Regions from separate parts of the Mus musculus genome. Here region 2 is linked to region 1. Evidence: chromatin loops called from intact Hi-C (ENCODE). Cell type or tissue: heart. All regions are shown on one strand.

Region 1 (8,000 bases):
ATCATGTAACAAGATTTTCACACACGAGTTAAAGGGCATATTACAACCCAGAAATAGTTACAAATGAATCCGCAAACTGAATTACTGGGATAGGAAAGGAAGAATATAGTTGGACTATCTATAATAATCCTCATTTCTTTTATTTTCTTAAAGAGAAGTTTCATAAATTATGATCACTAAACTCTAATGGTTCCTCTTTTTCATAAAAGTCAGCATTTAAAGATATGAATATGCTAAGAAAAGGCTCCAAACTGTTTCATTTGCCTTTTTGTTTAAAAATAAATAAGTCCAATAGTGAGGCTGGAATTAGGCTCTCCATCTGAACTCAGCCATGATATTACAAAATTCATACCTATTTTAAAATATTCCTAGTGGAACCAAGGTCTGGTAGTGGCATAGAAAAGGACTGGCAGAATAATCATCATGTGTAATTTTAATAATTTGGTAAAAAATAATGAGGGATTAAACTTAGTATCACAAATTGTTTTAGAAGATGAGACCCCAGCTCAGCAGGTTGCCCTGAGCACAGAGCAGGGAAGTAAACACATAAAGTAATCACTGGCAACTTTCCCTTCTCTTTCTATTAATTATCATAACAATGCCCAAATCTCAGGCTTTGCATCCCTTAAGCACTACTGATTTTCTCTAGGTTATATTTCCTTTTCTTTCAAATTGAATACCCAACCCCTTTTAAATTTTGGTAACTTGTGCAAAAAATCCATGGAACCCATATTCTTCCCAAACTATTGCACTTCTAAGGCATTATACTAGGGTCATATTCTGGAGTACAGAGAAGGAAGGTTCTTACATTGTTAGAGAAAAAAAATGAAAAGGCACTTAAGAGTTTTGTTTAATGAGGATTTGGAAAGCACTTTAAGAGCCTTGCCCTCAAAGCCAGGGTAAACTATAAAACTCCCTTAGGGGTTTGACAAACACGTCCAACTTCCTGCTGTTTGATCTGACACTAGGAGACCATGAAACAAGCTTCTGCTACATAGTTTATAATTGGCAATATAGCTTCTAATTTTATTTTATCATTCATAAAATGGATACTTATCAAATGGTCACTAGTCATTGAGCATAGGACATCTTAAAATGTAACATTAAAACTTTAGTAGAATATATATATTAGGTAGTTCAAACAACTGAAGATCCCACTCTAGGGAAAATATGCTCATTTATACAATTTCCTGTGTAGCCTTTCTTATGTATTTCATTGGACTTTCCTTCCTTTTAATTGTAACTGTTAGAAAGTAAACCAGATAAATTACAAAGATGGTGATTTAAAAGAATATGGCTATAGAAGCTAGTTATAAGAAAGTAACATCCTATCTTTAAAAGAGAACACAGAAAGCTGAAAAATGGAGAAGCAATTTTCTGTGGAGTTGACACTACTACCATGTGCAAAGCCCCCAAAGGAAAGGATCCTGCTGGCTCCTGATCTCTGTCTCTATGAGACCCCTGTTCTACTGGGAATATTTTTGAAGTGTGTGTAAGTTTTATACTATTGTGATTGAGTTCAAATGAAGATCTTAATTCCAGGCCAACTCCGTTGGCACCTGGTGGAGAGTAAAAGAGCTCTTTGGAGGCCTCTTTCATAGAAATACTAATGCCAGCCAATGAGACCAACTTCCTTTCACTACTCCACAGGCTCCACATCCTGCTGCCACTCTACTGGGTACAGTACTCTCAGACCAGCAGAAGAGGATGGATCCCTTGGAACTTACTCGGAGCAAGAGAGAATTTTCAGGGGTATAGATAGCTAACAATCCATAAGCTTTAGATTAGATCCTATTAGGTGTTTGTTCTGAAGTAACCGGAGACCAATCTACTGAAATATTTCCAACAACCCAGGTGATAAGATGTTGGGTATCCTTTAATATTGTCATTTTGAACAGCCACAAATTTATGTCATTAATACTGACACTACTCAGATATGGTCAGAACTGTATAACATAGCAGTTCTGATATGTCAGAGCAACAGCCTGGTAGATGAATGTCCCAGTAAGAGTGAACACAAGTAGGCAAAAGCAAAGCTCCCTTCTACCTTCTTTTATCTGTGCTGCTGAAGGGGAAGCACCAATTAGGGCAGGTCTCACTGAGTCAAATAATCAGATTAAGAAAATTCCCCTCAGCTTGCACAAGCAGTTTGCCTTTTGGTTTGTTCTAAATCCAGTAAAGTTGACCATTAAAGTTAATCACCATCATGTTTCCTGGGATCTGGAAAGAGGCTAGCCCTACCTGCTATGCTCTCCTAACATGCGGGACTGAGAAGCACAAGCGGCCTCTGCTGATTGTAACTGCTAGTGGTGCAAAGATCTCCTAGTTTTCAATTGGGGAAATGCTTTGATGTTTTTATTCCAAGGAAGTGATTAGCCAATGGCTACAACTTATAGAGAAAACAGGACAGGCCCAACACATAAATTAATGCATGTCAAATGAAGACACAATAGAGGCATCTGGAATTATTTGCTTTCACAGTCTTAACCAAAATAAATTTACTGGCTAAAGACGAGAGCTGGAGGATCTATACTAACCGGAGGATGACACCATAAGAATACCTTAACGTTGTCTTTTGACTAATTGTTATTTTCCATTTTAAAATTCCACTCTTGATTCTGATTCAGGAGAGCAACGTTTTCATCACACACACAGGTTTATGTCAAAGTTTTGGTTTATGTCTTTTAGTTTAGTGGTTTTGGGTATGTGTTCATTCTTATAAATATCATTACCTATTTTTATTTTTTCATAATGCCAAGTACATAAGAATCTACTGGCTGAGAGCTATTTCATGTATGTATGTATGTATGTGTGTGTGTGTGTGTGTGTGTTGCACAGTAATGACCTCAGAATATGCTACCCCAAAAGATTGAATTTCAGTGGACTGTTTTGAAAGACATAAGGTACAAGAAGGTCATTCTAATCTTCCTAGGCTTTCTTCCATGAAATGGGTCAAAAATTATGTTCCTTCATGTCTGAGGAGAGCCTACATGTCTTTGAAGGGGAAGTTCTTCCAAGCAGAACTTGATAAAGGAAATTTTGTAACACACACACACACACACACACACACACACACACACACACACACACAGCTTACTGCCATGAGATTGGGAACTCTGCCATGGTTTTCTCTGGCTGTTCATTCCTCATTAACCTGCTGTAAAAACGTTATGCTTGCCTACTTTCTCAGCACTTCTCATGTGGGTTTCCCCATCTGAACACATGAAGCAAGTCTGAAATACTTTCTTTTCCTAATCTTTCTTTAGTTACTAAAGGATCAGTCACGAAGTTAGGATGGGTGAAGAACAGCTACATTTCCAATACTACAGTAGTATACATGACTGTTCAGCTCTTCAACATTTTGTGTACCTTACAAATAGCAAGCAGATCTTAGTGACCATGAGAAAGTTAGAGAAATAACAACTACTGTATATAATAATGCTAAACTCTAATCACTACTTCCATTAGATTATAACTTAAACTCAGAGGTTTTTTTTTTTAATCAATTCTACACATATTCTTTAAAGTATCTTAGAGTACAATTTAATGTTATATTTAAAAAGTGTTAATGTGCATGAGTGATGTTTTGCTTGCATGTATGTATATGTACCACATGCATTCCTGGTGCCCACTGAGGCCAGAAGAGGGCACTAGATCCTTTGGAATTGGATTACAGCAGTGGTGAGCTGCCATGAGTGTACCAGGAAGTGAACCTGGGACAGCAGTGAGTGCTCTTAACCAGTGAACCATCTCCCCAGCCTCTTCAGTCTCACATTTTGAACTATATAAAAGAAAACTGAAAAGAAAAGAGAAACTGAAAGGATATGGCCACCACATGCGACAAAGCCTTGGTTTTCTTGTATTACAGAGGACATTGAGAACACTGTCAAACATTTAATAGGTTCTATATGTCAGAAATCTTAGTACACCAATGTTGAGTTCCTGATTTTGCTATTATACACTGGATATCATAGCTGGGGGTGTAAAAATAGAGTAAGCAGCTTGCTCTCAAGTAGTTAACAAAGAGTTGCAAATATGCATATAGGATTCACTATATAGATCTATACGTCTGTATGTTTACCCTGACATACATATGTACACATATGCACACAAGTCAGGAGCAAAGAGGCCAATATTAAGAATCTCAGCTACCTAGGACTATCGAATCATGCGACCGTGTGCACATGCCCACATACTTGCGTTTGGGAAATACATATAAAGTGAATGAAATGAAATATCATCCTATGGTAAATGAGTAAGTCATTGCATGACTCACTACTTTGTAATTGAACAGAATTAACTATGAAATAAAGTTCAAAAGGATTAAAAAGATAGAATGGTTTAATAATTAGGAACTTCAAAAAATAAACAAAAAAGTAACACACTATCTTTTTAGCCAATAGGTGGTGCCATAAAGTACTAATTTAATCTTAGTGTTCTGAGAAAGCAATTTATAATTCAGCACTCAACAGCCAGGGGCACCCATAAAAGTCCTCGGGTACTATATCACTTGCAGGATGGTGAATCAACTGACTACACTGGTGTGCAGAGATCCGACTGTCAACAGAAAACCGCAGTCTAACACTACAGAAGTCTCTGCAACATCACCTAAGGAATACTATTACAGCTGGCATAGAGCCATGCCACTCTCCCTGATAGAAAGGGCAGGCTCCTTCTGTAACAACTCCTGTGAAATCTCGCAGGGTTACAATGGAGTTGGAAGGGTAGAATTGTGCATGCTCATCTCACAAAGGCAAAAAACAAAGAGTCAAGAAATGTATCTGATTAACAAATATGAGTTCTTTTTTATATGCGTGCAAACTACACATAAATACACAAATGATAGGTAAACACTGTAAATTTTCTGTTACTATATGCTGAAATATACTGTAAGTTTTTACATGTGTGTGTTTAGTGTGTGCATGTGCACACTCGCGCGTGCAGAGATGTGCCCGAATGTGGAGGTCCCAGGACCTCCAGAAAGAGTTGCATCTTTCCCTCTACCATGTGAGCACTAAGAATCAAACTTAGGTCATCAGGCTTGGCAGCAAGTCCTTTACTCACTGAGCTCTCTCACCAGCCCTGTCAGTGACTTTCATAGACTTAAGTCTTACCTACAAATTTGCCTAAATACATAACATGGGCTCAGTCTAGTTCCACATCCCTGGACTTCAACTGCCATCTACTACAAGTGACATTTATAATAATCATTTTTGTTCAGCAAGCTAAAATCTGGCTTATTTTTAATGAATATTTTTAGAATTTCAAATATTTTTAAATATTTGGTCATTATATTAATTCATTTAGAAATTCTCATCTAACAGAACTATTAAAATTTCAAATTACTTAATCTAATTATAACATTTATATTAATTCAATTTTTTTTAGCCATTTAACTCACTACTTTCTCCCATTTTCTAAGTGTAATAGGTAAGGTGGCTAATATTCCTTTCAACAAAGTCTTAGGTTAGAGGGAAATGCCATTTACCTAGATGAACCCATTGACCCATCACACAGACAAGATGACATCACCGAGACTGAGAAGCACATCAGTGGGGCAGAAAGGCCTACAACTGGCTGGGAGAATTGTCTCAAGAGCAAGTTTAAAGGTCTTTCTCTTCCTCTCCTCCCCACCCCCCCAGTACCAATGGCCAAGGAGTAGAATGGGGTGACAAGAAGGGAAAGCAGCCCTTTTATAGAACGGACTCCATTTCTCTTCCTGACTCAACACTTTCTGGTACTCTGTTTTCACTTTTTTAAAATCACATATACCAGTACAGCTTATCTCTCCAGCCCCTCATATCTGCTCTTTGCCCTTGTTATAGTGTGTCACAGTGTGTCATACTGTATACCCTTCTGTCAATACATCTTTACTTGCCAATTAATGAGTCATTGGTCTGGTTTGAGATCTCTGGCTTCTGTGACATCATCAATATTGGTTTCTTAACAGGACTCCTCCTGGTTACTCTCTTGTGGCCTCATATAAGTCAGTAGAGTGCTTCCTATTCAATAATGAAATTGACTGGACCGAAAAAGCCTAGCTGGGCTTGTCATTTCTTCTCCTCAAGGAGGCAACATAGAACAAAGTAAGAAGAATGAAGACTCACCAAGAAGGAAGGGAAGTACTTTGCTGGAAAGTGTGAAGGTCTTTGTTTTAAAAGGACCACTCTGAGCCTTTACTCTGGGAAAGTACTGTGCAGTGGTGAGGCCTGGAGCTAGCATGTCTCCAGTTTGAAAGAGCTAGAAGGTATCAGGTATTGGTCAGAGGAGTCCACGTCAAACAGATGTTGGCTGTGTAAGAGTTGAGTGGGACTCAGACTTGAAGGAGCTGCATGGGAGGGTGGGTGTCCTAAGGACAGGAGAGTCAGCAGAGCTTTATAGCAGAAAACAGGTACAACCAGCATGTGCTGAGCGGCCAAGGAACTCAAATATCCCAGGTACACAATAAAATGAGATGCCCCTCATCACAGCGAATGGCCTTTATATGAGGTACCATGTTACAATGGAGGCTTTCATGCTCCACACAGGTAGTAGCAACTGTGGTTTGGGTTTTTGTTCTTACTGTCGTTTTGTTTATTTGTCCATTTGTTTATAGTACAATGGTTATCAATAGAAAAGGAAAGACCCAACACTAAGGTAGCTCATGTCTCATTTTTGGGTAGAGTTTTACTTAAGGATCCAGGAAGACGATGTGATCGGGTTAGCCAGTGTGTTGATAAAGGACACAAAATATGTGGAGCACTGCCCCAGTGTGCAGCCCCTCCTTATGGAAATAACAGATGAAGCCACAAGGACAACAATAATTAAATTAAGAGTAATCAGAAAGAGATGTTAACAAATCTGCAGAGAAAAGTTGGAAGAAGCAAAATGTAGAAGAGGTTGGGTTGTTTCTCAAAGATCCAACATATCAGTAAGACAATTAGAATTATTATAAAGAACAAATAAGCAAAAACCCTAACCTTTTCAAGGAATTAAATAAGGATCTATGATGTTAAAAATAGACCCAGGAAACTTGTGAGGAAATGTAATGTATAGTGGACAATGGCTTCAAAGGGACTGACTATAAGATATATATTCTATGACACATTGCTATTCATATAATTTGTGCTAGCATATGATAATTGCAATCTCTGAATAAGCACACATATATCTTCTCTGTGAATACATCACGGCGGTCAGCATCACTCTCCTCTGCAGTTTGCTTCCTTGTGTGAACTGTATGTTTGTTACCCAGTATATAATTACATTATTGTCCACAGCTATAGAATGATGCATGTTTTTACTGCACTTTAATGTCAGGTTTCCACTAACCATTGGAAAACAGTGTTTATAATTTAGTTTTTGGCTTACAGTAAAAACCCCGAAGGCCTCAAAATATGGTAGCACAGAACAAATCCAGATCATCTGCTGTTTCAAATGAGAGTGGAAAAACCTTTTTTTTATAGAGAGAATTATATTTGCAAGCCTACCACCATTTAGGGAAGTGCTGAAAAATACTTACTGTTTTTACGTGGCAAACAAGAACAAAAAACACAGTGGGGTGACCATTGTTTTCTAACATGGATGAATGGAGGGTGGGAATATAAGAAGTGTAGGGAGAGCCACCCAGCCGAACACACCCACCTGCATTGGAGCCAGTCAAATTATAGCGCGCATTCAGCTTCTTGATGATGTTCTCGTGGATCTGGTACCACTCGCTCTCTGTATTACACCTATGAAAACACAACCATTCGGTTAGGCTCTAACACACAAGTTCAAGGCCCAGGTGAGATAGCACACCTCTCTGGGATATAAACAGGAGAACATATTGTTCTCCGTGGAGTCCCCAGTGCCTGGCCATGAGGCTTACTTAGTGTGGGCAGGAATGTTCAACTCTACCTTAATCCACCAATGGAAGGTGTTGAAGACTAAGAATGAGATACTGAAGATTCAAACTTTCACTATTAAATGAGTTATGTCTGGGGGGGGGTCAAGTTGATCATTTTCTCTGCACCTTGCTT
Region 2 (8,000 bases), 120 kb after region 1:
GCCTTGGATATGTAACCTGAGTCAGTTATAAAAGCTCCACCCGTAGTCCATTTCTCCTTTAAACTCAGGCAACTGTAATTAAACATGCAATTTTTGCTTCAAGGGATACTCAGCCTAATGAGAGGAGTCATAGAGTGCTGTAATTAAAAGGCAGGACCTTACAGTAGGAATGATTTCATTGACTTTCAATTCTAACTCTCATTGGAAGATTTAGGGGGGAAAAAAAAAGTCTCCATCTGTCCTTGTGTGTGAAATGGAGAAAACGCCAGCTACCTCACACAGTTGCTGGGAGGACTGAATGGAGCGATGCCCACACAGTAGAGACTTTTTTGTTGGTGGTACCCCTGGCTGCTGCTGTTGTCAAAGGTGGCTGTGCAAACAGAAGCAGATGGACACCTGACACCAGCCATAGAGTAAGAGAAGCCAGTTCAGTGCTGTGTAGCAGAGAAAGGATGCGCACCTGGAAATGTTTAGCGGCATAGAAAGGAACAGCAAAGGGTGGAAGCAAGAGAGAGCTACCCCAGCTAAGCTGGGGGTAAATAGGTGGCTTTCTCTGGAAAGAGCTTCTGTCTGGTTAGTTTGTTAGTTGTTTTCTTTGTGTGTGGTTTTCTGTTGGAAACAAAGTCTCACTATGTAGCCCTGGATGTCCTGGAACTTGCTATGGAGACAAGACTCAGAGATCTGCCTGCATTGCCTCCTTAAGCACTGGAATAAAAGGTGTGTGCCATTTGATCTCAGTACACAGGAAGAAGGAAGGGACATCAGTATCTCAGAAGGAAGTGATGACACCAGTGACTGACAGACTTCTGAGGGAAAAGACTAAGAGTGTGTTTCAGTCACACTGACTTTTAGAATGGAGTAAAGTTGGCAGAACCCAAGGAGCTGAATGTATGGATTCCTCAGACAAAGACTGGAAGACTATCTGAAGTCACAGGCTGTCCTAACAGAGTTTTACTAAAATAAACAGCCAAAATGAAGACACATCAAGATCTTAAGCCCTAATTCACACCTGGAAATGAATAAAAAGAAAAAAACAAACAAACAAATAAGCAGTGTCAGAACAAAAAGTCAATGATTTGAGCTCTGTTAGCCCGCCCCGTATGCCTTCTAGCTACAAGATCCTGGAGGTTTATGAATTCATTCCCTAACAATGTAACAAATAACCAGTGTCTCCAAAGGACTAGACGGAAAGTGCATAAGGTAAACAGTAGCCATTCAAGTGCCCAAAGCCCGGCATCCACCCAACTACATCACCTTCTCTGAGAGCAAGAAAACTTTTCAGGCACAGGCTTATGGGAACAGCTGACAGCAAATGGCTCGCTGTACAGCATTCCTCATAACCATGTTGCAGGAGGGAAAGACAATGTGTTCTATATAACTTTTATTGTTTTGAAAATAAGAGCACTGGTTGCAATATGATTTGGACTTAACCACAGTCCATGGCAGAACTTTACTCCAAATGCATCTAGCACTCCTATCCATCCCCAGGCCTGACAAGAATTAGGACAGCTATTACACAGCGCTTTTCTACTGCTCCCAACGTTTATTGCATTCTCCCTCTGTCTGTCTTTCTCCTGCGTAGCAGTCTTTAGTATTTCGGTGTCACAAACTTCTTCCTCATGTACTTGCACTAAATATTCAAAAACACCTGGTAAAGGTTGACTGAAGAGAAGCAAAAATGGGTGAGGGAGAGAGGGAAGAAAAGAAGGGGAGAGAAACAAAGAGAAAAACGAAGAAAAGAAGCATAGAAAAGAGGATTTATCTAGTACCAATAAGGTCAACAATATGAAAAATTGACATTTAACTACCCCTGATTTAAACTGCAAATCTTTACCCGTCTCATGACTCTTGTTCTAGCTGAAATGATGCTGCTTCCATAGGAAAGCCACCTACATTACTGTAAGTATGGCACCTACATTACTGTAAGTATGGCACCTACATTACTGTAAGTATGGCACCTCACATCGTCCTCAGGCTTTTCCAAAGGACTGCTGATGATCTCTTAGATATCTTCTAATTAGTCAATTTAATTTTTCCTACAAATTCTTAGACTCTTGCTTGCCTGTCACTGGCCTCAGGAGAAAAAGTTACAAGGACGATAGCTTTGGAAAGGTGTGGTGGATGGCAGCTGGTTACATTTGTCTCCTGTCAAAAATGCCTAGAATCTCATCTCTAAGATTAGGTAAATGGGTTAGGGCAATTAAATCTCAGATAGCACCGTTTTCTACGTGTTTCTTATGTCTCTTATGCCTCACTCTCTGTCTGTCTCTTGTGTCTCTGTGTCACCTCTCTCTGTCTCTCTCTGTTTCTCTGCCTGTCTCTGCTCCACCCTACCCCCTCTCTCTGAGATAGGGTCTCATGTGACTCAGGGCTGGTCCTAAACATACTATATAGCTGAGAGTGATCTTAAACATCTGATCCTCTGAGTATGATTTTATAGAAATTTCTTGACTGTCATAGGCTGATATTATATATATATATATATATATATATACACACACACATATATACACACACACACAATATAATAAACTAGCTTTACTAAAACCAAAATTAAAATTAATACTTGAATCATTACTGCCTCCAAAACCATAAAGACTTCTACTTCCTTTCCCAGAATCTCAGTAAAATAGTTTCAACTTACTTTCCTAGAGTTTAAAAAAAAAAAAAAAGAAAGAAAAGAAAAGTAGTAGTTCCATGGGATGACAAAGAGCTGACATCTTTTGAAATTCTCCTCTGGGGTTGGGGAAAACCTACCTAATAAAAATATATCGCACCATGGCAAGTGAGCCAACATTTATTTTTATCTCATGGACCCTTTACTACATACAGGACACTATGCCAGGCCCTTGGAATCCATGATCCCTTCTCATTGAATAAAGGGTCATATGTGTTGTTTAATTCAGAAATTTTTTAGACTTGAAAAGTAGTTTAAGTTAAATATCATATGTTTATAACCTTCTCGGGTCTACCTGGGTCAGTATCTAGCCATGAGTTTTGCATTTGAAGCAATGCATGCATGTATGTGCGTGCGTGTGTATGTGTGTGTGTGTGTGTGTGTGTGTGTATGTTATATACAGATTTGTGATAACAAATAAGGTACAATTCTTACACAAAGCAGCTAAACAGATTCTTAAGTATTGTCTGTGTTCATCTCTAAGCCTGTTGTCTATCAGCTTTAAATTCACCACCTCCTTCGATGCTCACCCAACGACCTGCAAACCCTATTTTAGCTTGGCCAACTGCTGTTCTCAATATGGCCTTAGGGAGTGTGGGACAGTGGAGGAGAAGGAAGCCTATCAGGTGCCCTGTCTGTGACTTCATTATCCATCCCCACCCACTCAGGTAATGCTTGTGACACAAGCAGCAAGCAGCAGCCCCTCAGGCTGCACTGGAGTCTAACTGGCGAGTGTCCTAGTCTCATAACATCACCTAAGTGTAGCCTAAGCTGCCATTCTAAAGTCTTGGCACTAGGATACAAGCCCGTCCCTCCTTGACTGTCTGGATCCCAGCTGCCCAGTGACCTTCAGCATTCAGCTGCAGTAGCATCACCGAAGGAGCTCCTGGTGTTCAGAACCTGCTCCAGTTCTCCACTTACAAGAACTGTTTACGTTCTCATAACACACCCTGGTCCCCACACTTCCAATATCCTCGCCGTTTTAGAGAATTCGTCTATCCTTGCATGCTTCTTAAGTGTCACTTCTCTATCCAGGTAACCATTTTCTATATTAAGGTACACTGCACAAAAAAGTGGGAAAGCCCTGGCTCCACCTAACACACTAAATGCAATATGGCATGCTAAATATGAGCACACCAATTAAGAAGTAAGATCATACTGGCAGAACCTGAAAAAGTGTGGAGGAGTCAGAGGCTGAAGCATCTCATTACATGGTTAGAAGGGACTGACCTGAAAGAAAATGGCAGAAAGACAGGCTCTTACAAAACAGAAATACTGCTGATTGACTAAGAATGGAGAGCCTGGCCTGGCCAGAAAAGGGATTTTTTGCCAGGGAGAGGAAGCAGGGCTCAAACAGGGACAATCACCAGTGCTAGTGAGCTGGTGAGGCTTGGGATGGCAGAGCCCTGGAAGGCAAGAAGGTGAAGAACAGCAATGGCCTGGAGTGGGTATCCCGTCCAAAGATTAAGACTAATACATTTCCTCTCTGATACCTGGGACAATCTGGAGTGCAGTTCAGATACAATTCACTAAATATCATATAATTAGGTACAAATGAGTTCCCAGTCTTTGGGTCACACTTGTGGACAGATTGATGGTACTTTATTTAGTTCAGGCCACAAAATGACATGACATCAACATTTGGATCGAGGTTTATCCTAATAAGAGACTTCTAACCAGATATAACTGCCCACCCCCAAAACACCCCAGACACCCACAAAACTAGCCACAGTGCAAACACTGTGAGTTTAAAGTCTGTCCTTATTTAAGCACACAGCACAGTTCCCCAGGGAAATGAGGAGAGCAGGAATGAACTTCCTAAAGCCCTGCCAGAGCACTGCAGTCACCAGCGGCTTTTCAGCACTATCCCTTGTGTCCTTGCACTGTGACTTCCTCTACTCTCCTAAAGTAGACCATAAAATACAACTCTGACAGAGGGGGAAGTCTGCCACATCTATAGTCTCCCAGACTCTCTTGCAATGAATAAAAATTCCCTTTAAGGAGCTTTAGGTATCCACATAAGAAACACTGTAATTGATTCCGCACACAACAACAGCCCTTAGTTAGAACAGTCCTTGGTAATTTATTGGTGAACTGTGAACTTTTACGCTTAAGCCAATAGAAACAGGTATAGCGTTTTGTTTACAGTTGATAATGCAAGAAATATCTGCTTACTTGACTGGGAAAGAAAACTGAGGGTCCTCAAAACATTTTAGAATAATATTCAGTATCTCTGGATCTGGAAACTCAGAGTTCATTAAAACAAGTTTGATTTGGCAAAAGGGTTAAATGCTTTCTATTCTGTTTTCGTATTAAATGGTCAACTTATGAACAGCTGAGAAGAGTTTGGGACACCATGGGACACTTCCACAGATTAGTTGGTGATCAAAGGCAGATGGCTTTTTTTTCCTTTCTTTCTTTCTTTTTTTCATTTTTTTTTTATTATTTATGGAATTCCACTTGGTATTTTCAAAACATGTTTTGCAATATTTGGATATCCTCCAGTGGCTTACTTAATTCACATTTCCCCAAACACTCATCTAATTTGGAAGTCTGGTTACTTCTTTTTTGTGATTCTCACATGAATACTAAATTCTCTGTAAAGAATGGTCAGGGTTGTTTTTTTTTTTTTTTTTTTTTTTTTTTTTTTTACCCAACAAAATGAAATTAAAGAAAAAAATTTTTTTCATGGTAACTCAAAATTGATCTTAGAACATTTCAATTTGTGGGGCCTCAGGTTCTGCAACCTAGATAATGTAGCTGAGAAGGACACATTGCACAGGTGAGACGGTTCAGGAAGTAGTATTACATTCAATTAAGAAATAGCTAGCACTGTGAGGATGCCGACTGCTGATATTTCTCACAGTAGGGAACAGGCATGAACACTCTGGAGATTCTTCGCACGAAGAGAGGTGTTCAGAATAAATGGCAAGTTATGAGGTAAATGGGGTTGAGTTGCGTGATTTTATTCACCAAGAAGCTAAAAATTGGAGAAAAAAAATAGGGAGGTAAGAATCAAAAGAACAGAGAAAGAGGGGCTAAATGCTCATGAATAAAGTTGAAGTTTGCCGGGAACCAGGACTTCAAATCCCGGAATCAGTAAACTTCTCTGAGAAAAATAATGTTTAGGATAAAACTTCCCCTCCCTTATCTGAATGCCCCCATACTAAACTAGCAAAACAGAAAAAAGAACGCACAACAAAAGTTGACCCATGCCACACTAGCAGGAATAACCTACTTGCATTCATTCTCATTAGGAAGGAAAAAAAAACCTAATATAATAGTAACATGGTTTTGGTAGGAAGGACTATATGGAAGGAAAGTGAAAGATTTTTTTTCTTTTATACTTTTTATATTACAAAATATTTATGGAAACTAGAGTATGTTTAAAACGTAGATTGCTTATAAGACAGAGTTATGAATTGCTTCTCCAGTGACGGGAAGCGTGACGGGAGAGGTGTTTAGAATGAGTCTCAGGCATAAGTCAGTCATCAGCTCTCCATAATGAGTCACAGCGCCATGCACTTTGGAGTCCTAACTGACTGGAGTTTGAAATGCTAGCACTTTCACGTACCTTCAAAGAGACTTATCATTTATGAATGTGTGTGTGTGTTAACATGCCAGTTATTTATCTGGAGTACCAGAGCAACAGTCTATGCTGAATGTCGGCATTAAAAAGCTTTGAATAATACTTATAATTTTTGCTTAATACTCTCAATTATTTCATAAAAAGCTATTCATTTGAATACCTTTGGGGTAAAAGAGAGTAAATGAGCAAATTTAAGGTATGATAATATGTTTATTTGACTGAAACACTGCAGAAGAAACAGCTATAAGAAGTTCCCACACATACACACACACACACAGACAGACACACACACACACACAAATGAATGAGAAGCAAATAAAACTCAGTAGAATTGCTGGAAATTAGCAAAAGAAAGGAACGTAAGAGGTAACTGGGAAGAAACTGCCATAACCAATCTGCAAGCTGCCTTCCCAAAGACTGGATAGAGAAGTAGTGTGTTACAACCCTACAGGATGCCCACAGTCAGCTAGCTAGAGGGAAGCAGAGGCAGGGGAATGTCAAGTATCAATGCGGAGAGAATTCCCTCATGCACTCAACCATGCACCTGAGCCTGGGGGCCACTCTCGACACAGATGATTACTACCAGTGAATTGCATAAGCTTCTACAATGTGGTAGGTAAGCAGAGTGAGGCAAAATAAAAGAAGCTCTAAGGCTTAACAAGTATAACTGAATTCCCAGGTATCTTTTATAACTGTTGAAAATGAATAAACTTTAAAGACTCTTAACAATACTATGCAGACAACAGTATGTTTTAACCTGGCTAAAAGTACAATTAAAAACAAACAAATAAAAACCAAGCACTGAACAAAATAACAATAAAAGCAATAATCTAATTAAAAATGGGCAAATAACCAGAACAGACATTTCTCAACAGAGGATACACAAATGGCCAAAGTCTAAGCAAAAAGCATTCAACTAATCACTGAACATCCAGGAAATGAACATCTAACGCACACCGAGATACTGTCTCACCACAGGTAGAATGGCTCTGATGTATAAGACAAAAATCACTATGCATGGTGGTGCATGCTGGTGGTCTAGGGAGCCTGAGGGAGGAGAGAACCATAGGTTATATACTGTCTTAAAACAAAATTAACAATTATAATAAAACCAATATTGCAAAATATTAATATTGCAAAGGATGTTAAGTAAAGGGGACTCTCTTACACTATTTAGAGTAACCTCTGGGTATCTATGCAAAGGAGGGAAGTCAGTCTGGCAATGTGACAGCTCATCTATATGTTTACTACCGCACTACTCATAAGTAAGCTAGGCACAAACCTAGATGTATACCAATGAATGAATGACAAAACAAGTGTGCTCTCTTTCTCTCTCTCTCTCTCTCTCTCTCTCTGTCTCTCTGTCTCTCACACACACACATACACACACACACATACACACTCACACACATACATGCATGCACGTACTAGAATAGTACATAAAAATAAAGTTTTATCCACCCAGAAAGCTTTCAGCCCAAGGTTTGTCCTATCTACAAATAATGCTGACATGGGGGAGGGAGCAGAGAGTGAGGGGATGGGCAACCAATAACCAGCCCAACTTGAGACCCATCCCATGGGCAAGCACCAACCCCTAACACTATTAATGATACTGTGTTATGCTTGCAGACAGGATCACGTTGTCCTCTGAAAGGTTCTGCCCAGCAGTTGACTCCAACAGATATACACACCCACAGCCAACAGTGGATGGAGCTTGGGGACACTTAGGGAAGA

The links. Hi-C counts contacts between places; a loop is a spot of excess contacts. Peaks named below come from ENCODE experiments on the same cell type or tissue, not always from the same donor. Only the 100,000 strongest peaks of a DNase experiment are listed, where the experiment ranks them.
Region 2: a loop joins it to region 1, with 2.0 times the contacts of the local background. A loop is called at or near these places in 2 of 42 quality-filtered maps.

Annotation. Positions count from the first base shown.
Region 1 is chr12:40,676,414-40,684,413 of GRCm38, reverse strand. It overlaps Dock4 (dedicator of cytokinesis 4), which reads right to left. Exons shown (of 53, transcript NM_172803.2): 12 at 7,624-7,712. Among named protein-coding and RNA genes, the nearest start is that of Dock4, 230 kb to the right of the region's middle. In heart, CTCF peaks have their summits at 3,638 (motif pointing right) and 4,415 (motif pointing right); no DNase peak of the experiment used is centred here.
Region 2 is chr12:40,560,998-40,568,997 of GRCm38, reverse strand. The region is part of intron 1 of Dock4 (dedicator of cytokinesis 4); the gene reads right to left. Among named protein-coding and RNA genes, the nearest start is that of Dock4, 120 kb to the right of the region's middle. In heart, no CTCF peak of the experiment used is centred here; a DNase peak (open chromatin) is centred at 4,497.